Regions from separate parts of the Homo sapiens genome. Here region 1 is linked to region 2. A link is an interaction called in ENCODE POLR2A ChIA-PET data of the cell type or tissue named here. Cell type or tissue: Caco-2. All regions are shown on one strand. Links, peaks and the distances in the headings refer to the core of each region. The heading gives the core; the rest is flanking DNA. Region 1 has its middle 22 kb from the start of C20orf203. Region 2 overlaps DNMT3B (DNA methyltransferase 3 beta).

Region 1 (5,375 bases), core at 121-5,120, 77 kb before region 2:
AGTTTGAGACTAGCCTGGCCAACATGGGGAAACCCCGTCTCTACTAAAAATACAAAAATTAGCCGGGCATACTCGGGAGGCTGAGGCAGGGGAATGGCGTGAACCCGGGAGGCGGAGCTTGCAGTGAGCCGAGATCATGCCACTGCACTCTAGCCTGGGTGACAGGGCGAGACTCCATCTCAAAAAAAAAAAAAAATTAGCTGGGCATGGTGGTGTACGCCTGTGGTCCCAACTACTCGGGAGGCTGAGGCAGGAGAATCACTTGAACCCGGGAGGCGGAGGTTGCAGTGAGCCGAAATCACAGCATTGCACTCTAGCCTGGGCAACAAGAGCGAGACTCCTTCTCAAAAAATAAAAAATAAAAAATAAAACAAGTCTCCATAATGAATGATGTCACTTAAATGACATTCTGGAAAAGGCAAAACAGTAGGGACAGAAACCAGGTCAGTGGCTGCCAGGACTGTGCTGATGGGAGGGCTGACTCTAACCACACATGAGGGCACTTCGTGGGGTAATGAAAATTGTCCATGTCTTGACTGTGGTAGTGATTACACTACCATTACACATTTATCAAAACTCACTGAACTGCATACTCAAGAAGGGTAAATTTCACTATATGTAAGTTACTTGACTTCTCCCACCCCCCCCGCCAAAAAAAACAAACGAAAGTGCTGTCCAAATATAAAGTATCATTAGACATTATAGCACTTTTCTCAGAGATTCTGAAATACCTTTGTGAAATGTGACAAATGTTAAAAAAACAAAAACAAAACCCCAGCCAGGCGTGGTGGCTCATGCCTATAATCTCAACATTTTGGGAGACCAAGGCAGGAGGATCCCTTGAGCCCAGGAGTTTGAGACCAACCCTGGCAACAGAGTGAGAACCTGTCTCTACAAAAAATACAAAAAAAAAAAAAAAAATTAGCTGGGCATAGTGGTGCATGCCTGTAATCCCAGCTACCAGGGAGAATTACCTGAGCCCAGGAGGTCGAGGCTGCGGTGGGTCGTGGTCACACCACTGCACTCCAGCCCGGGCAATAGAATGAGACTCTGTCTCAAAAAAAAAAAATAAAGCAACTTGGAAAAGATCAAGTATCCTTTAGAAAAATATTTGTTGTTGAGTGTTCTGTCTTTCAGAAAGGCCATTTTCCACTCTGGCAAATGCTCATGTGTCAGGTTGCTGGTCCCACAAGAGAGCAGTTGACCACTTGGGCTATTTGAGGACTTTCCACAACATCATCAGCTTTTTTATTTTTAAAATATGAGGCTGGAGTGTAGTGGCACAGATCATGGCTTACTGCAGCCTCTAACTCCGGCTCAAGCAATCCTCCCACTTCAGCCTCCAGAGCAACTGGGACTACAGTCACATGCCACCACACCTGGCTAATTTTTAAGTTTTTTGTAGAGACAGGGTTTTGCTATGTTGACCAGGCTGGTCTGGAACTCCTGGCCTCACATGATCCTCCTGCCTTGGCCTCCTAAAGGGCTGAGATTACAGATGTGAGCCACTGTGCCAGGCCCAGCTTCTTTTTTTTTTTTTTTTTTTTTTTTGAGACGAAGTCTAGCTCTGTCGCCCAGGCTGCAGCACAGTGGTGTGATCTCTGCTCACTGCAAGCTCCGCCTCCTGGGTTCACGCCATTCTCCTGCCTCAGCCTCCCAAGTAACTGGGACTACAGGCACCTGCCACCACGCCCGGCTAATTTTTTATATTTTTAGTAGAGACGGGGTTTCACCTGTGTTAGCCAGGATGCTCTCGATCTCCTGACCTTGTGATCCACCTGCCTCGGCCTCCCAAAGTGCTGGGATTACAAGCGTAAGCCACCGTGCCCGGCCCCCAGGTTCTTTTTTTAATGCCACTATAGTAAAAATAAACAATAGTGTCAGAACTGAACAGTTATAGGAAACAAGAATGATAGGCCAAAAAGTGAAAAAATGAAAGAAAAAAAAAAAGAACTGAACAATCAACACCCCCTCCCCCCACTTGATCTTCCCATCCCAGCCAAGCCAGTCCTCTTCCCTCCAGGGAAAGAATACAGGTATTTCTGGCTCATCTCCTCTTGGGCCAGACTATTACCATCCTAATGAACACTATACTCCAAAAGCAAATAAACTGCAATCAAAAGTGAGATTACCAGACAGCAGATTTCTAAACAGAATTGGAAGAACAGTGAATCAATGCAAAGGTGCAGTGCTAACAGTAAGAAAAATCCTGCCCAAATCCCCCAGCATTGCAGCAAAATCCCCCTTGACAGTCTGCAGAGCCTGATCAATGCCCCTTATTCAACAGAGTATATTCGTGACAAAATTCCAATCCAGCAAAGGAACTGTAGTAGTTCTGGAGTTCATAATGGGCTCTGAACTATTGTAAATGGGAGTGAGGATATAATCTACTCTTACATAGAAAAAACAACCTGGCCAGGTGCGGTGGCTCACGCCTGTAATCCCAGTACTTTGGGAGGCCCAGGCAGGTGGACCACGAGGTCAGGAGATTGAGACCATCCTGGCGAACACGGTGAAACTCCACCTCTACTAAAAATACAAAAATTAGCTGGGTGTGGTGTGACGCATGCCTGTAATCCCAGCTACTGGGGAGGCTGAGGCAGGAGAATCGCTTGAATCAGGGAGTCAGAGGTTGCAGTGAGCCGAGATCGCGCCACATCAGCCTGGTGACAGAGCAAGACTCCGTCTCAAAAAAAAAAAAAAAAGAAAGAAAGAAAGAAAAAAAGAAAAAACAACTTGTCAGTTATCTGTGTTCAGGGCTTATCACTCCCTCCCCCAGGGCCTAGCAAAGCCTTTGCCCATATGAGGCGCTCCAAGAATGTTGGTGGAGTCATGGAGCAGGATAGTCAACTGCTCTGGGAAGAGGGCCCCCTTACACTGTGGAGCTATCTGTGATCTATGTTAAAACTGACCCACAATGAAAACAACTTCCCTGGCCTTTTTTTTTTTTTTTTTTTTTTTTTTTTTTTCAGACAGAGCCTCACTCTGTCGCCCAGGCTGGAGTGCAGTGGCGGGATCTCAATTCACTGCAACCTTCACCTCCCGGGTTCAAGCAATTCTTGTGTCTCAGCCTCTGGAGTAGCTGGGACTACAGGCACGAGCCACCATACCTGGCTAAGTTTTTGTATTTTTAGTAGAGATGGGGTTTCACCATGTTGGCCAGGCTGGTCTCGAACTCCTGACCTCAGGTGATCCGCCTGCCTCGGCCTCCCAAAGTGCAGGGATTACGGGTGTGAGCCACCACACCTGGCCTGGATTTCTTCTTCTAAAGTCAGGGAGGTTTGTTAACATTGCTTCCATGGAGGCTCTACACTCAGCCTCATTTCATTTCAACAAAGGGCAGGACCTGTTCCAAGGCTGGCTTGGGGAGGAGGAGCGGGGCTGAATGATGCTGATTGTAGGGGTGATTGAGCTGAAAAGCAAGTCTCCTATCACGAAGCTCATGGGCTGGGCATGGTGGCTCACGCCTGTAATTCTAGCACTTTGGGAGGCCGAGTCAGGCAGATCGCTTGAGCACAGGAGTTTGAGAACAGCCTGGCCAACATGGCAAAACCCTTCTCTACTAAAAATATGAAAATTAGTTGGGTGTGGTGGCAGGTGCCTGTAATCCCAGCTACTTAGGTGGCTGAGGCACAGGAATCGCTTGAACCCCGGAGGTGGGGGTTGCAGTGAGCCAAGATGGTGCCACTGGACTCCAGTCTGGGCAAGAGAGCAAGACTCTGTCTCAAAAACAAGACAAAACAAAACACACACACACACACACACACACACACACGCACAAAAGAAAGAAAGAAACTCAGGGGCTAGTGGGAAAGAGAATCCTGGGAACAAATAATTACGATTTGATAATAAGTAGCTCACTGGTTAGTTAAGCATGCTCTGTGTGAAGTGATCTACCCCAATAACCTTGTGAGCTGAGAATTATAACCCTGTTACAAACGGGGAAACTAAGGTTCTCAGATGTTAAGGAGTTTGCCCAAGGTCACACAGTTAATAAGCAGAAAGGCCAGTATTGAAACCCAAGCAGGGCTGGGTGTGGTGGCTCACACCTGTAATCTTGATGCTTTGGGAGGCCCGAGGCGGGAGAATCACTTGAGTCAAAGAGTTTGAGACCAGCCTGGGCAATACAGTGAGACAGCCCCCCCTCCCCCCACCCCGCTCTCTACAAAGCGAAAAAAGAAACCCCAGGCAGTCTGACTTCAGAGCTTGCACTCCTAACCCCTGAAGCAGAGGAATGAGGGCCCAAGGTGTGTTTATTATGGCCAAGAACTATCAGGAGAGGCCTTTAGAAATGTGGGGCAGCACTGTGAGCCCAAGGGGAGAAGAGGCAGATGGCACCATGGCTTGGTGGCTGTAAGCAGCCTGGTAGTCTAGATGCTCCAGTAGGATGCCTGCCATGAGGCAGTGGAGATGGAGCACTGGAGGAGGTCAGCAGGGCCAGGTTGTCAGGGCTGAGTGTTCTAAGTTAGGAGTTCTGACTTTCCTCTGGACACCTGGCAGAACCCTGAGCAGTGGATCTGTTGGGTGACATGAGACTTGTGCATAAGAATGGTCACACAGGAAATGGGCTGGACTGTGGAAGCTGTGAGGCTGAAGACTCCAGGGGGGCCATCAGAAAGCCAATGTTGTGATCCAGGTGGGGCAGCAGCGGCTGAATTGGGCAGGGCAAGGAGCTCCCTGGTCAGAATCTGTCCGGTGGCCAGCTGGGTGCAACTCTTACACAGCACCCGGACTTGGACCTGCACCAGATGGCTTGGCGTGCTGGAAGCCCTTCTAGTGTCAGGAGCCCATTTCTGAATCAAGCAGGACCCCATGGATCACAGGACAGCACTGTCTGACCCCTGGCCAGTGACCACAGTTTCAGTCTCCAGGCCTCAGTTTCCCCATCTGTAATATGAGTGAGTTTTAAACAGATTGTATTGGCCGGGCATAGTGGTTCACACCTGTAATCCCAGCACTTTGGGAGGCCGAGGCAGGCAGATCACCTAAGGTCAGGAGTTCAAGACCAGCCTGGCCAATATAGCGAAACCCTGTCTCTACTAAAAATACAAATCTAGCCGGGCATGGTGGAATGCGCCTGTAGTCCCAGCTACTCGGGAGGCTGAGGCAGGAGAATCACTTAAACCCAGGAAGCAGAGGTTGCAGTGAGCGAAGATCACACCACTGCACTCTAGCCTGGGCAACAGAGCAAGACCCCATCTCAAAAAATAATAATAATAAATAAATTGATAGTATTTTAGGTACCTTCCCGTTCTGACTTTCTGTGAACTTTTTTTTCTAATTTTTTATTTTTACTTCCTTTTTTGTGAATTCTTTTTATTAATACATTAGATTCTCATGGTCTCAAGCTACATGAGGCTCTCTGAAAACTCATG
Region 2 (5,375 bases), core at 284-5,283:
CCTCAGCCTCCCAAGTAGCTGGGATTACAGGCATGTGCCACCACCACCAGCTAATTTTTGTTGGTTTGTTTGTTGTTGTTGTTTTAGTAGAGATGGGGTTTCTCCATGTTGATCAGGCTGGTCTCGAACTCCCGACCTCAGGTGAGCCGCCCACCTTGGCCTCCCAAAGTGCTGGAATTATAGGCTTGAGCCACCATGCTCCGCCTTACTTTTTTTTTTTTTTTCCTTTTGAGACAGAGTTTCGCTCTTTGCCCAGGCTGGAGTGCAATGGCATGATCTTGGTTCACCACAACCTCCGCCTCCCGGGTTCAAGTGATTCTCTTGCCTCAGCCTCCTGAGTAGCTGGGATTACAGGCATGTGCCACCATGCCCGGCTAATTTTGTATTTTTAGTGGAAACGGGGTTTCTCCGTGTTGGTCAGGCTGGTCTTGAACCCCTGACCTCGGGTGATCTGCCTGCCTCAGCCTCCCAAAGTGCTGGGATTACAGGCATGAGCCACCATGCCCGGCCTAAATTTTTTTTTTGTAATGTTGGGGTCTCACTTTGTTGCCCAGGCTGATCTTGAACTCCTGGGCTCAAGCAATCCTCCTGCCTAGGCCTCCCACATTGCTGGGGTTACAGGCATGAGCCACTGTCCCTGGCATCTTTTTTTTTGCTGTGAATATAACATTTCTAGCTTTTCTTTGTGTTGTGATTTTTACCTTTTCAATACATAGTGTGCAAGGACATATTTTCTGGTTACGATAGAAATAATTTATTTGAAAGTCTATCCATGTTGAAACAACTAAAAATGCTGTGCCTTTATCTGTTGGTAGAAGAACTAAGCTCCCTTAAAGAAATCTAGAGAGCAGAAGAGAACAGGAAATGAGAGACCACAAACTAAAGGGAGAAAATGAACTTTTCAATAAGGCTTGCAGGCTTGCTCTAGCAGTTGTAGTGATTAAAAGTAGTGGCAATGGCTGGGTGCAGTGGCTCACACCTGTAATCCCAGCACTTTGGGAGGCTGAGGTGGGCGGATCGCCTGAGGTCAGGAGTTCGAGACCAGCCTGGCCAGCATACTGAAACCCTATCTCTACTAAAAATACAAAAATTAGCCGGGCGTGGTGGCATGTGCCTGTAATCCCAAGGAAGCTGAGGCAGGAGAATCACTTGAACCCAGGAGGTGGAGGGGTTACAGTGACCCGAGATCATGCCATTGCACTCCAGCCTGGGCAACAGAGCAAGACCGCATCTCAAAAAAAAAAAAAAAAAAGGAGTGGTAAAGGATAAATACCAAACAAAAGTGAGCCTCAAAACATATTACATATATATGGGAAGTTCAAATAAGAGATAGAGTTGGGATGTATTCATAGGTGTCTGGCTTTACTTACGGGGAAAAATATTAGGTCCCTATCTCATACCATATACAAATAATCAAATAATTATGTTGATTAAACCTGAGTGGCCTAATTCAAATAAATGTTTCTCAGACAGGCGAGTTATGTTTTCCGATTGTAAAAGTTACATGGGCTTAAGGTAGTTACCCCCCAAACCTTCCTTCTGAGTATGAATTTTTATAGTTAGAGAAGAAATGCTGCAGAGAAATGGCTTAAACATCAATAATTGATGTTGCATTATGCAGGTTTCTTGTTTTCACTTTACATAACTTTGTCTAACAATAAGTACTGCACTCTTTGCCCCCTATTGTGGAAGCAGGTAATTTAGTCAACCAGTCCTCTTGACCGTGATTTGATTGCAGTGTTTGCTATGACAAATGGGACTGCAGCAACCCCCTTGCACAGAGGCCTTGGCGAGAGCTTTGAACTGGGTGGTTTCTGAGCAGTAGAATCCTGTGTAACAGGATATAGACATTAGGCATTTTAGATGACACAGTGAAGATTACTATCCCAAAGACTGAACCAGTATCCCTGCTGTGTAGGTATTTAGGCTTAAGATGACTAAATACTGTGTAGATAGGTAGACTTGAGATTTAAGGCGTTCTTAGTTGAAGCCACAGGTGCAGCCTGCTGTGAGGGAGGGGCCAAGGTTGAGGGGGTCTCTTTCCAGAATATTGACCTCCTTTGCCCCCTTGGGAGGGGACAGGGCTGTTGGCTCTGATTTTGCCAAGGGGTAGGTGGCCACAGGAATTGGGCATAGCAGTGCCTAGGATTCTGCTCCAATGCTGCCCCTCATTCTCTGAGTTACCATTGACCACTCCTTGGGGCTGCCACACCCTTCAAGGGGTTCTCAAAGTGGATATAGGGGAAGGGGCTGGGTGTTTGTGATTTCTGTATAAAGGGCAAAAAGTTTAGACTCTAAAGTTACTGTCATATCTTTTCAGATCTTTATGGTCCTAGTTTTTTTTTTCCTGTTACTTATCTAAAAGGTAATGACATTATTTTATTCCAGTGCGTTGACAAACATCTGAGTATATTTTGGTGTCATGCACAGTCTGCAGATAGCCACTTGTCTGGTTTTTCCCTGTTTGGACACATTTTTTTTTTTTTTTTTTGAGATGGAGTTTCGCTCTTGTTGCCCAGGCTAGAGTGCAATGGCACGATCCCGAGTAGCTGGGATTACAGGCATGTGCCACCACCCCGGCTAATTTTGTATTTTTAGTAGAGAGCGGGGTTTCTCCATGTTGGTCAGGCTGGTCTTGAACTCCCGACCTCATGTAATCCGCCCTCCTCGGCCTCCCAAAGTGCTGGGATCACAGACGTGAGCCACTGTGCCTGGCTTTTTTTTTTTTTGAGAGGGAGCCTGAGCCTGTACTGTTGCCCAGGCTGGAGTGCAGTGGCTCACTGCGACGTCCACCTCCCGGGTTCAAGCGATTCTCCTGCCTCAGCCTCCTGAGTAGCTGGGACTATAGGTGTGTGCCACCACGCCTAGTTTATTTTTTGTATGGACACACTCTTCTGATAATTCTGCTTACTATGCCAAGGGCCCAGCTTCTACTGTAGGATGACAGTGGTACATGTACTCATGACCTAGAGGCACTGAGCAATTCCCCAAACGCATTCTGAATTGTGGAGGGTGATGGGGTGGATACTTCTTGATTGGCCCTGTGGTGTGGTGCTGTGGTGGGTAGCCAGATGGCACATGAGAATAAGTGACTTCAGGTATCATGACTGTGTCATCTATGTAGGGGTCCTTGGTACCAACTTCCCAGTGAATTGGGTGGGTTACTTTATTTCACAGATTATAAAACTGGGGTTTGAGAGAAATATTGGGCTTTTTTTTTTTTTTTTTATAACAGGGTCTTGTGCTGTCACTGGGCCTAGAGTGCAGTGGCATGACGATAGCTTTACTGCAGCCTCAACTTCCGAGGCTTAGGTGATCATTCCCCATCAGCCTCCGAGGAGGTGGGACTACAGGCGAGTAGCTAGGACTACAGGGGCAGGCCGACACATTCAGCTAATTTTAAGAAATATTTTAATAGAGAAGAGGTTTTGCTGTGTTGCCCAGGCTGGCGTTGAACTCCTGAGCCCAAGCTCAAGCCTTGGCCTCCTAAAGTGGTGGTATTAACAGGCATGAGCCACTGCGCCCGGCAGTGGTTTTTTTTTTTTTTTTTTTTTTTTTTACGCTTTCCTGTAAATCTGATGTTTTCTGGAATTTAGGGTAAGTTCCTTATCAGACAGAGCAAAAGCACAGTACTGGGACCTTGTGTTCTGTCATGTGTTCTGCTGCCGCCGCCAGTGTGGACAGCCTGAGTCTGGCCCCCTTTCCTTTGGATGTGCTGTCCCTGCTGCCTGGATCCTTCCCGCTCTCTACTTCACCTAGGTGTGGTGTCCCTCCCTGGGCTTACTTACTGCATTGTTTTATGGTGTCTTTTTTTTCTTTTTTTTTTGAGACGGAGTCTCGCTCTGTCACCTAGGCTGGAGTGCAGTGGTGCTATCTCCGCTCACTGCAAGCTCTGCCTCCCAGGTTCACACCATTCTCCTGCCTCAGCCTCCGGAGTAGCTGGGACTACAGGTGCTCACCACCATGCCCGGCTAATTTTTTGTGTTTTTAGTAGAGACGGGGTTTCATCATGTTAGCCAGGATGGTCTCGAGCTCCTGACCTCGTGATCTGCCCACGTCGGCCTCCCAAAGTGCTGGGATTACAGACCTGAGCCACCGCGCCTGGCCTTTTTTTTTTTTTTTTTTTTTTAGATTCAAGAAGTACATGTGCTTGTTTGTTGCATGGGTTTATTACTTACTGGTGGGGATTGGGCTTCTGGTGTATCCATTACCGAAAGAGTGAACGTTGTACCTGATAGGTGATTTTTCAACCCTTGCTCCTTCCCATCCTCCCGTCTTTTTGGGGTCTCCCATGTCTTGTCTTGTCTTGTCTTGTCTTTTTTCTTTTCTATTTTGAGATGGAGTCTCCCCCTTGTCGCCCAGGCTGGAGTACAGTGGCACGATCTCAACCTCACTGCAACCCCCGCCTCCCGGGTTCAAGTGATTATCCTGCCCAGCCTCCTGAGTAGCTGGGATTACATGCGCCCACCACCACGACCGGCTAATTTTTTTTTGTATTTTTAGTAGAGACTGGTTACACCATGTTGGTCAGGCTGGTCTCGAACTCCTGGCCTCAAGTGATCAACCCGCTTCAGCCTCCCAAAGTGCTGGGATTACAAGCGTGAGCCACCGCGCCTGGCCTAATTTTTTTATTTTTAGTAGAGATGGGGTTTCACCATGTTGGCCAGGCTGGTCTTGAACTCCTGACCTCGGGTGGTCCACCTGCCTCAGCCTCCCGAAGTGCTGGGATTACAGGCTTGAGCCACTGCACCTGGCCCTAGATTTCTCTAACATAGGCTGTGGAGGTGGAATTTTTATTTATTTTTTCTTTAAATCAATACTCTCCACTGAATGTAGGATTTTAGTTTTTAATTTTTTACTGCACCCCAGGGGTTGGGGCAGATACCAAAGTGACCCCCCTTCCTGCATTGTGAGGTTTAATTAATGCAATTAACATTTACGAAGTGCTCTGAAACAGCTCTGCTGCTGGTATCAGCCTGGAGGAAGTGAGTGACATCAGTTCTCAGCATTACTGCTGGGTTGGGGCGAGTCCCTGAGCCTCCTCTGAGTCTAATTGGGGGTTGCCACCTACCCCTCTGTCTGCCACATTGCATTTGAGTACATCTGACCTGGTTCAGTCGGGGCACAGGCACCCTGCTGCACTAATGAGGAAGGCCCCTCGGGGAGAAGCTTGTGGGTGGGCCCACCCAGCACTGCTGCCCACTCTGAATCACACGCTGGACCCCAGCCTCTGGGAAAGGGTCAGAGTTCACCTCTCATCACAAGGTTAGGCAGCCACCTCCTGTGAAGGGAAACGCTCAGCTGGTATATCATGTCCCAGCCACGAAGCTCCCTTCATCCCTGGGATGGGTGATGCATTCATTGTTCATAACTTC

What was found. Peaks named below come from ENCODE experiments on the same cell type or tissue, not always from the same donor. Only the 100,000 strongest peaks of a DNase experiment are listed, where the experiment ranks them.
Region 1: POLR2A ChIA-PET joins it to region 2 with 7 read pairs; 12 of 35 experiments call an interaction of 5 or more read pairs at or near these places.

The regions. Positions count from the first base shown.
Region 1 is chr20:32,693,259-32,698,633 of GRCh38, forward strand. No RefSeq gene overlaps it. Among named protein-coding and RNA genes, the nearest start is that of C20orf203, 22 kb to the left of the region's middle. In Caco-2, for the core only: no CTCF peak of the experiment used is centred there; a DNase peak (open chromatin) is centred at 2,813.
Region 2 is chr20:32,770,402-32,775,776 of GRCh38, forward strand. All of the region lies in intron 1 of DNMT3B (DNA methyltransferase 3 beta), which reads left to right. Among named protein-coding and RNA genes, the nearest start is that of DNMT3B, 11 kb to the left of the region's middle. RefSeq lists enhancers at 1-339, 3,309-4,015, 4,721-5,375. In Caco-2, for the core only: no CTCF peak of the experiment used is centred there; no DNase peak of the experiment used is centred there.